Linked DNA regions of Homo sapiens: regions 1 and 2 are each linked to region 3. The links are chromatin contacts, found by Hi-C or POLR2A ChIA-PET in ENCODE. All regions are on one chromosome and are shown on one strand. Each heading gives the region's core, a stretch centred on a gene start or an enhancer-like site at or near the end of the contact. The rest is flanking DNA. Distances are from core to core; before and after follow the strand shown. Region 1 holds the start of H2BC21 (H2B clustered histone 21). Region 2 holds the start of PI4KB (phosphatidylinositol 4-kinase beta). Region 3 holds the start of GOLPH3L (golgi phosphoprotein 3 like).

Region 1 (3,562 bases), core at 8-2,507, 810 kb before region 3:
GCGCGAATTCCTGAGTGGATGACGTAGGTCTCTGAGAGGTGACTTTTGAGCCCGTATCTACATGGTAAGTGCCTCGCAGTGACCTGGGGCCGTAGCGTTACCATTTAAAGCACAGACCATTAAATGCAGAAATTATCAACAAAATGAGAAATAGGAATTTCAAAGTCTCAAAGTGAACGACGGAAACTGAAATCTACAAATTAGAAAAAGGCGCAGAATTTTGAATATTCTTGTCGCCCAATCAGGACAAGGCTGGGACCCGGCTGCGCGGCCTTCGTCCAAAATACACAGAACGGCTGGTATCCACAGGAGGCCCCATCGCACGGCAGAACTGGTGACCGGACACAAAAGCTGCTGCCAAGCGTCAGTCATACAGAGCTGTCACGCAGTGTTTGCGGAACCCGGGCTGAATTGTGTCCTGGAGTTCTCTTAAATGACAGCCGAACTCAGCCACTTCGTTTTAGAATGAAACAGACCCAAGGAGCCACCAGGGCGCGTGTGGGGCGGGAGTGGGGGCGGGTAAAGAGGCGGATTCCCAACAGCCTAATTGAGAACCGACTCCTGGGAAGGCTAAGCAGCACAATGAGTAAAGACACGCTCTAGATTCAAAAGCAAATCCAATGACGCACTGGGGACCTCGAGTTCCAAATAGTTAAAAAGCTACGTATGCCATTTCCCATGACCTTCACACTAAAATAACTTACTTTATGAAAAGAAACTAAGGGAATAAGTGAACAAGCTCTTTTCTAGTGATTAGGTGGGTGGCTCTGAAAAGAGCCTTTGGAGTCAAGCAGCCGGCGACTCGAGCGAGCGAGCGCCAGGTCCCGGCAGGGACTCACTTGGAGCTGGTGTACTTGGTGACCGCCTTGGTGCCCTCGGACACGGCGTGCTTGGCCAGCTCGCCGGGCAGCAGCAGGCGCACGGCCGTCTGGATCTCGCGGGATGTGATGGTGGAGCGCTTGTTGTAGTGCGCCAGGCGGGAAGCCTCTCCCGCGATGCGCTCGAAGATGTCGTTGACGAAGGAGTTCATGATGCCCATGGCCTTGGACGAGATGCCGGTGTCGGGGTGGACCTGCTTCAGCACCTTGTACACGTAGATGGAGTAGCTCTCTTTGCGGCTGCGCTTGCGCTTCTTGCCGTCTTTCTTCTGGGCTTTGGTGACGGCTTTCTTGGAGCCCTTTTTAGGGGCCGGAGCGGATTTTGCCGGTTCAGGCATGGTAAGACACAGTACAAACGCGGCTTAGCCAAGAAAAGAAGTAAGAGAATGGGCGGGCCTGATTCTTTTATAACCACCTTATGCAAATTAGGGCTCCGAAAGTCGTTCATTTCCATTGGTCCGTGTGCGGACCTTGCGTTTTCAGCAATGCGTACGTAACAACACCGACTCTTGACTTGATTGGCCGGTTCTGAAGCCATATTAGGACCAATGAAAAACTCGTTCTTGACCCCACCCCTAGGAAAGCTTATAAAGGCTTTCCTCTTGGTTCTCTTTCAATCTTATTTTGTTGCGAGGTTCTGAGCGTTGTCTGTGTTTAACCTTGATTTCAGTCATGTCTGGTCGTGGCAAACAAGGAGGCAAGGCCCGCGCCAAGGCCAAGTCGCGCTCGTCCCGCGCTGGCCTCCAGTTCCCGGTAGGGCGAGTGCACCGCTTGCTGCGCAAAGGCAACTACGCGGAGCGGGTGGGGGCCGGCGCGCCCGTCTACATGGCGGCGGTCCTCGAGTACCTGACCGCCGAGATCCTGGAGCTGGCGGGCAACGCGGCTCGGGACAACAAGAAGACGCGCATCATCCCTCGTCACCTCCAGCTGGCCATCCGCAACGACGAGGAACTGAACAAGCTGCTGGGCAAAGTCACCATCGCCCAGGGCGGCGTTTTGCCTAACATCCAGGCCGTTCTGTTACCAAAGAAAACCGAAAGCCACAAAGCCAAAAGCAAATAAATGCAGACAAACAAACCAAGACCAAAGGCTCTTTTTAGAGCCACCCAAGTTTTCAAAAAAAGAGCTAATGCGCTATTTCGTGATCAGCCCTTCATTTGACACTTTGGTGGCTCTTAAAAGAGCCTTTGGGGTGAATGAGTATGGTGTCAAGCCTCTTAATTACTTGTTCTTGCCAGGCTTGTGACTCTCCGTTTTCTTGGGCAACAGGACAGCCTGGATATTGGGCAAGACGCCGCCCTGGGCAATGGTGACACCCCCGAGTAACTTGTTGAGCTCTTCGTCATTCCTCACGGCTAGTTGCAGATGGCGAGGGATGATGCGCGTCTTCTTGTTGTCCCGAGCCGCGTTGCCCGCCAGCTCCAGAATTTCCGCGGTCAGGTACTCGAGGACCGCCGCCAGGTACACCGGGGCGCCTGCCCCGACCCGCTCCGCGTAGTTGCCTTTGCGCAGCAAGCGGTGCACTCGCCCCACCGGGAACTGGAGACCAGCGCGGGACGAGCGCGACTTGGCCTTAGCGCGGGCCTTGCCTCCCTGCTTTCCGCGTCCTGACATTACGGCTAAAATTGCAGTTACAGCTTCTTTTACAAGGAGAAGAATGTGGAAAGAATAACCAATTTGATGTAATTTATAAGAGCTACCGGGAGGGGTGAAGGGAAGTCGTTTGATTGGCTAAAAGCGGAGCCGTATCTAACAGCCAATAGAAAAGCAGAAAGCCGCCTCTTGGTTTGCGTCCTGCACTGAAAGGAAATGACGGATTTTGTAAGTATCTACCAATCGCTGAGAGCCACATTAAAGCCCCTTATTTGCATGCCAGGATCTTTAAAGAGAGCAGGCTTTCAAACAAAATACTGGTTTTGTTTTACTGAGAGGCACTGTGGGTTTTTGTTTTGTTTTGCTTTGCTTTGTTTAGTTTACAGCCGGGAAATCCCAATATGGACCCTAAGGAACTGCAGAAGACATCCTTAGACGGAGAGTTACTCTCACGAAAGAGTAGGGGATTCTGAAGCCGATGATCCCCTTGAGCTCTAAACTGCCAAGTCCCGCCCTTTCTGTCTCGTCACAGCCAAATTCCCTTTAAAAATACATGTACTACTAAGGCTGCCTCCTTTCTCGCCCCTAAACTTAAGTCGCCCGCAGCGGCGTGTCTCCGCCCCACCCCCACCCGCCTGCACTCCTCGGAATCCGGTTTGACCGAGGCTAGAATAGATTTGTCATCCTCCTCTTGACCTCCAGGAGGCGGCCTTCAAACTTGCTCCCTTGGCTTTCAAAATGTCGCCCTGTTTTTCTTCTTACCTCGCCGACTTTTCTTATCCTGCTCCCCCATGCCACTGCCCATCTCTAAATCTGCGAGTCCAGCTGGACTGTTTCCCTGTCTCCAATTCTTCACTTATCCCGAAGAGTCTTACCCATTTATATGCTTTCAACTAACGTCCAAATTTGTTTCAGAAGCTCAGACCCTTATGCCTAACTGCTTACAGAATACTTCAACCTACTTATCCCAACGAGCACCTCAAACTCAAACTCTACCTCAGCCTATCCGAACGCGAACTCATACAAACAACCTCCCCTCTTTGCCCTCTTTTCCTGAAATGCACCAGCATACTTACAGATACCTAAGCCGA
Region 2 (3,331 bases), core at 72-2,571, 630 kb after region 3:
GGGGTGAGAAGGCACTCTATTCTGTGATTCCTTTAACAAAAGCCTAAAATTAAATAATCTGAAACAAGTTTTCTCACAATCTCATTCAATTTCCACGCAGGCCTGTTCATCCCTCTTAGTGGCTGCTCCGGAGTAGTCAACCAAGTGTAATCTGATAGGGACTTCTTCAAAACTTGCTCCGGCCTTCAGAAACACCCTTCTGTCCTGAACGGCCTGAGGCAGCTGAGGCTCCCCCTGCTCACAACACATTTTTCTTCTTAGTTCAAGGTTTAGTTGATCCTGAAATAAGTGGTATGTGGAGATAAAGAGTGTAACAGAGAACACATGAAGCCCACGGGAAAAACAGAACAAATGTCACAAGGATCAGAGAAATCCCTGAAACTCGAGGGAGGTGTCAAAGTTGGAAATCCTGAATGGGAAGGGCACTGTCAAATCTCTCCCCTACAGACAGAAACCTCTAGAAAGTTGGGGGATTGAGGAGGGAGAAAGAGAAGCTAAAGAAAGTTATAGGGATCATAATGCATCCCAGAGAAGAGTGAGGACTAGGTTCAAAGTAAGAATGTAAATGGTACTTTTGGATTGATGACAAGGGCCCGAGATCCCTTAAGGAGAAGGGAACAGGCAATTCTTGGAAGCCAGGAGCTGGCTGGGTAGGTGGGTGACAGTGAGGTAATGGAATCAGAAGCAGCACAGGAAGACAGGGATGCAATCTTTAGCTCAGGGAAATGGGAACCCAGTGCTGGAGTTGCACAGGGACATAGGAGGAAAAGTGCAAACTAGGAAAAGAGATAAAGGTGGAGTCCATGGAAAAGGTTTGGGGCAGGGGCAGAGACGACGAGGAAGGACAAGGATGGGCATTATGGGAGTCGTCTGATATGGAAAGGGTTCATGACTTAAAAAAAAGAATTATTCGAGACGTAGGCAACAGGGATGAGTGAGGGAGGGGGGAATCCCCGAGGCAGAGGGAGGAGCTAATAGAAGAGGAAGCCAAAAAGCGGAGGAGGACCCCAGGCCTGAGAGGAAAGGGTGGAGAAGGAACCCGGGGTGCAGCTGACACCAAGAGGGCAGTTTCGTAGTCGAACTCAGGTGGGGAAGACTGTGCGGGACAGGGTGGGAGAGGGACCCCCCCCCCCACCCAACAGGGCAAAGGTGACTCATGAAGGAGGAGTAGCTTACCTCTGGGGGACCCCCGCGGAGGGGGTGCGGGCAGTCGCGGTTGGACTGCCGACACTGCCGCCTCAGCAGCAGCGACCGCTCCCGGGTTCCATTGGCCGCCTGCGCTTCCCTGACAGCGGCCGCGGAGGCTGCACCAGGCCCCGGCTGCGGGGCTGCCCGCGGCGCCGCCTGAGGGGGCCTTCAGGCTGCCACAAGTTCGACCGGGCCACACAACCTCTTCTTCCTCCCTCAGTACAACCAAGACCAAAAAAATAATAAAATAAAATAAAATTCCCCAGCAGGTCTCGATGTAGTATTCTTCTCCGGAGTCCAAGCCAAGCCTTTCTTCCCAGGATACGCTTTCCTGCTTCCCCAGCGGTCAGGACCCTACCGATTCCATAGTAATCTAAGGAGTCGGGTGAGCTGCCTGGAACATGCCTGTTCAGAAATAGAAAAGGGGGCGGGGAAAAGATGTTTGGAAGCTCTCGAGGGAGAGAGGGCGAAGGGAGGAGCTTACGGGTGGGAGGAGGGGCCAATATTTAAGAAGCGGACCTAAGCGATAGCGTTTGCGAGGCTAAAGAAGCCGAGAGAGAAGTAAAATTTGCTGCATAAGTAGGGTGAGCAGGCGGCCGTGGGTGCCCTGTTAAAGAAGTATGGACATATGCATACTTCCAGAAGTATATTAACATGCAAGTTATATGTAAACGACCGTTTGAGTAACTAACCAAATTACCGTAATTGCAATCAATGACTTTTCCCCCTCCCGTATGCTACAAGACTCCCTTAGTAAATCAGGCCGTGGGATGGACGCTGGGTTCCTAGAAGGGCGCGCAGGAAGACGGCGGACGGGGAAGACGTTCTTTCTGACTGCCCTTTTCCTACTTATCTTGGAGGACGATGCGGAGTTTAAGCTCCTTAACATTTCGGGAATGGCGCGGTCCAACCGCGTCAGTCTTTTCGCCGTTAGAGGCCCGACTCGAGGCCGTGGTTCTGCCTCCGAGGTCACCAACCTGCCTGGGCAGCCTGTGACCTCCAGCATCCATATGCCCAGCCCTCCAGGGAGGGGCTGGACAGGGCCAGGTTGGGAGAGGTGAGTGAAACGACAAAGGCTTGGAGGGCACAATCCCTTCTTCCAAACAAAACGAAACCATATTAGGCCAAACAAATAAACAAAAACACGCCATGCAAATGGGCCTCTGGTGTTGCTTTTGTGTATTTTTCGTTTGTTTGTTTGTTTTGTAAAGACAGGGTCTTGCTATGTTGCCCAAGCTTGTCTCGAACTGTTAGCCTCAAGCAATCTGCCGGCCTCAGGTACCAAAGTGCTGGGATTATAGGCCCGACCTCGCCCAGCAAGTTTTTTGTGTATTTTTCGGTTAAGATTGTTGATTTAGAGCCCTCTTTGTCCTCAGAACCTCTATCTCAATGCCTTTCCTAGGGCTTTACTTAATATGCAATGCCCCTCATTAGTGCCTTACTTAATACATTGAGGCTAGTTATTTGAGCCCGGGTCTTGAATGCCATCTTCCCTGCCACTTACAAGCCGTTTGATTTGGAATAACTAATGTAACCTCTTTAAACCTCAGTTTCTATGTCTACAAAGAAGACATATGGATGAAGTAATATTAGCCCATTACAGGGTTTTGTTAGGATCAAGAGAGTACAAGTTGCTACTATAGTACTTTATTATTAATTATTGGGACAATCATACAGGATAGATGATGAAAGAGTCACTGCTACAATGTTTAATTGGAAGGCAGAATAAAGTGTAATAGCTTGAAAATGCCTGTGTAAAACATGCAGTATATACAACAGTAGAACAAATGGGGTACCTAACCTAATTGCTGAAGGGACATAGTGGAGTTTAAGTTAATTTGGAAGGCCTATATGTGTATGGACACACACACATACACACACACACACACACACACACACACACACACACACCAGTATATGGTGAATGAATGAATGGAAGGCTTCTTAGAAATATTGTGAGTCAGGTCTTAGAATAGATATTGGATATAACCCAGCAAAATAAAAGACAAGCGAGCATTCTGAAAGCAAAAAAATTGTATGTTGAAGAATATAAATGGGAATTTGCTCATATCATGAGGAGAGGGCAAGCAGACAAGCTAGGTTAAAGCAGGAGTACAGTATGAAAGATGAACAAAGAATGGGG
Region 3 (3,601 bases), core at 841-3,340:
AAAGATCAAATGAGTAATTCTAAAGTCCAGTAGAAATGCTCATCTTTCAAGCCTGTTGACTTCTTTTTTTCTTTTTCTTCTTCTTTTCTTGAGAGGGAGTCTTGCTCTGTTGCCCAGGCTGGGAGTGCAGTGGTGCGATGTTGGCTCACTGCAACCTCCGCTTCCCAGGTTCAAGTGATTCTTGTGCCTCAGCCTCCTGAGTAGTTGGGATTACAGGTGTGCGCCACCATGTCTGGCTAATTTTTGTATTTTTAGTAGAGATGGGGTTTCACCATGTTGGCCAGGCTGGTCTTGAACTCCTGACCTCAAGTGATCTGCCTGCCTGGGCCTCCCAAAGTGCTAGGATTACAGGCATGAGCCACCAGGCCCGGCCAAACCTGCTGATTTTTTCTGCATAATCTATAAAGAAGGAGTGAATATCCACCATTGTCACTCCTCTTTCACAAAATGGATCCCAAGTTAAGTAAGATGGAACAACAAAAAATTGTGAGCATCCAGCCCCAAAATGCATATAATAATTTGTATCTAATTTCTATAAACGTTCCATGGTACTACATTATAAAAAAACACAAAAAATAGAAAGTAAAAAAGAATACGAAAAACTAAATAGAAATACATGTTCTATATTTCCTTCCCATACCCTAATGACTCATTTCATGTACTCACTTTGGAGATCACAAGTCTAGACGATAACATTCAGAAAATCATGTGTAGTAATTCCACAGTCAGTAAACTTAGCAGCTCTAGTCCTAGCTAGCCATATCTTGCAAATACACAAGGAGCTGCAAACAAAAATTACTGGCAAGAGAGTGTTGAAAGATTAACAAATTTTCTCAATTTAAAAAAAAAAGTCAAAGAACATGTCTTTTATTCTATGTACTACGGTCAAAAGAAACTGCACTAAATCATTTGTGATAAAGTTTATAGTTAGCATACTTTATTTTATATAAATCTAGATATCAGTTTTTAAGATAATATATAACAAATATTTTAAATCAGCAATTATATAAAGGAGTATCTTTTTCAAGATCAAAATAATGGTATTTAAGAGTTGCTATGACTGGACTCGTTTCTACTCCTCTAGCAATATTTCCCATTGCTCCTAATAAGTAGTGTTGCCAGACTTTTTCTCAAAAATGTCTCATGCTTTCTTTCTGCTTCTGCTCCTCTGTACTTGCTGGGGTCTTCACCCTTTTCTCTTCCTCTTTACATTCTACCCATTCTTTAAAGGCCTTGTGAAGGCCTTTAAGTGACCTCCTCTTTTCTATTACCTATGTGTCTCATGGCCACTCCCTCAGCTGTTTCACAGAGCTTTATTTATACTCACTTCCTTTAAAGTATTTATTATAGTCTTTCTCTTGGTATAGCTGTCTCTCAACTGTAAACTTCTTAAGAACAGGGATATTGTCTTCTTGGGTTTATATATTCTCCATAGCAACTAGCACTGTCTTTAACATTGTTATTGCTCGATAAATTTATATTGATTAAAATGAATACTCAGAAGTGCATGTGAACATTTAAAATAGAAATACAAATGAAGTGAGCTACAAAAGTTTTTTTGTACAAGGGTATATTTCAAATATAATTTGTTATGGGAGGTGGGAAGAAAAGTGAAGGAGGAAGAGAACCATGAAATAAATTCTTAAGCGCACTAAGCCTATCTGGCACTGTGAATAGGGACTATTTCCTAAACCAATCCAAGAAACTTTAAACCTTCGCGGGGCAGGGGGGGAGGGGGAGAGGGGGCGGTTTCTTTGAGAAATTAGTTTCATCTGCACATTTACTAGTTAAAAATCCTACTTGAAAGAAAACAAATGGCCCAAATGAATACAAACCTTTCCCTCCCATAAAATAATAATTTTAAAAAATAGAGGTTTTTTTTGGTGGGGGGAAGGGACGTTAGGAAATGTAATTTTCTCGTTGCTTACCTGATGTTACTCCTGGGTTATGGCTGGACGCAGGCTGTAGCTTGTGCTGTATTTTAGAAGGACACCTGTTCTCCCCACCCCACCCCCGTCCTAGTAGGTGAAAAACTTAGCCACGCAGAGAGCACAAACTTCCTGATCCTTCGATGCAGAGAAGGAATAACACATCAGCTTCCTCAGGATCACTAGGCAACCTACCTTGGTGTTTCTTCATTGCGCCAATCAGAAATCACCAAGGTTGAGTCCCGCCAATCGGAGCTCACAGGGGGAGGCTCTCCCCCAGCTATTCTGTTGCGATCCAGACAAACACCACCAAAAGGAGGCAGGTTTGCGTTCAACCTGACAGCTGGTCAATCCAATGAAGGAACCTTGGTGGAAGAGAGGAAAGAGGGCTGCGCTCCCCACCCCCATTAAACCAGCCAATCAAAGCGCTGAGTGAGCTAACATGGGCTGCCAATCTCGAAAGGTTTCTGTGGGTTAATTTCAGCGTAGCAGGTGTGTTGCTGTAGTAGCGTATACTGGGACAATTAAGTGAGATGTGTTGGGATCCAAGCAATACAGCTAAAAATAAATAAATATTTTTACATTGGTTGTTTCTGACAGTCAGTTTATCCTTGACTTGACTGTTCCAGAAAAACATGATCTGGGTCAGTTTGTGTACGTTTATATGGTTTACCTTAAACAGGATGAATACATTTCTACCATCGCATATGTACCAGCATTCCCTATAGCGCTTATTACTGACAAACCCATGGATGTGTATGTTTTTGGAATATGGCTGCTGAAACTACAAGCGGCAAACAGACCAAGTTTTAAGTCTTCCTTTTTCTAAAGCAAAGAAAGCAGGCAAGGCTGGAACTAGCTCCCAGGTTTCTCATTAAAAGCACAGCATTTTTCATACTACCACTCAAAAATTCTAGAAAGTGTGCTCAACTCTTCTTGCAAAGTAATAGCTACCGAAATCATCTAAAAATTAGTATTCCCTATCCCCCCATCCTCCTACCAGCCTTTCAAATGAATGAAGCCATATTTCCTGCTACTTAAATAAAAATTAGAAGCGATAAAAGGGCCTACGTACTGAACAATATTTTATTTATGCTGCAAAAAATGCCATACTTTAAAAATCAGTCTTTTTGTCCTGTAAAAAAAAGCATAGTAAAGGTAAAGCACCAATTCTTAAATTGTACATTATATATTAAAATGTTAATACATTATGTCAAAATATTGAAGAACATTGTTTTAATAACAGCACAATGACAAAAGAGCCAGTTAAATGGTATAATTTTAACATAAGTAAAAAGTGAATCCATACCAAATTTTAATACCAAAGTAAACATTACTGTTTAGAAAAATGGCATTAGAGGGCCTTAACAGTTAGTATATATTTAAAGGAAATATTAAGTAGGTAATGAACAAAATCAATTTTGAAATTTTACTTATTACCGAATCAATTATGACATTTGTACTTTTGCTTTTATTCAAAAGTTCTATTGGATTTATCTCAAGATTAAGGACCACAATATGACAGTCAGCCAAAAACTTAGTTTTAGTGTACAAACTGCTTTAAACTACATATACATCTTCAGAGTTAGGGAAATATAATATAGGGTCCTTCAGTTTAAATGGTGAGAAGAACTCTGCAAGCCTGCAGAACAAAAATAATTTTTATATATGTT

What was found. Hi-C counts contacts between places; a loop is a spot of excess contacts on that map. ChIA-PET counts read pairs that join two places held with the same protein, here RNA polymerase II (POLR2A). Pooled maps may share reads with other maps.
Region 1: a loop to region 3 is called in a pooled map, with 8 times the contacts of the local background. The contact joins the promoter of H2BC21 here to the promoter of GOLPH3L in region 3. A Hi-C loop is called at or near these places in 6 of 50 pooled maps. POLR2A ChIA-PET finds 5 or more read pairs at or near these places in 3 of 52 experiments (CD4-positive, alpha-beta T cell, T-cell and naive thymus-derived CD4-positive, alpha-beta T cell).
Region 2: a loop to region 3 is called in a map of CD4-positive, alpha-beta T cell, with 3 times the contacts of the local background. The contact joins the promoter of PI4KB here to the promoter of GOLPH3L in region 3. A Hi-C loop is called at or near these places in 1 of 168 maps with a recorded cell type or tissue (CD4-positive, alpha-beta T cell) and 6 of 50 pooled maps. POLR2A ChIA-PET finds 5 or more read pairs at or near these places in 1 of 52 experiments (PC-3).

Annotation. Positions count from the first base shown.
Region 1 is chr1:149,885,425-149,888,986 of GRCh38, forward strand. It overlaps H2BC21 (H2B clustered histone 21), which reads right to left and starts at 1,258. Exons shown (of 1, transcript NM_003528.3): 1 at 1-1,258. The coding sequence starts at 1,216. The coding sequence ends at 836. H2AC20 (H2A clustered histone 20) reads left to right here and starts at 1,494. Exons shown (of 1, transcript NM_003517.3): 1 at 1,494-1,987. The coding sequence starts at 1,551. The coding sequence ends at 1,940. H2AC21 (H2A clustered histone 21) reads right to left here and starts at 2,541. Exons shown (of 1, transcript NM_175065.3): 1 at 2,045-2,541. The coding sequence starts at 2,492. The coding sequence ends at 2,100. RefSeq lists enhancers at 1-454, 232-311, 722-811, 882-1,171, 1,492-1,561 and 5 more.
Region 2 is chr1:151,326,095-151,329,425 of GRCh38, forward strand. PI4KB (phosphatidylinositol 4-kinase beta) reads right to left here and starts at 1,322. Exons shown (of 12, transcript NM_001369623.2): 1 at 1,177-1,322. RefSeq lists an enhancer at 830-1,754 and a silencer at 1,690-1,759.
Region 3 is chr1:150,695,064-150,698,664 of GRCh38, forward strand. GOLPH3L (golgi phosphoprotein 3 like) reads right to left here and starts at 2,091. Exons shown (of 5, transcript NM_018178.6): 1 at 1,929-2,091. HORMAD1 (HORMA domain containing 1) reads right to left here. Exons shown (of 15, transcript NM_032132.5): 15 at 2,997-3,601. The coding sequence ends at 3,591.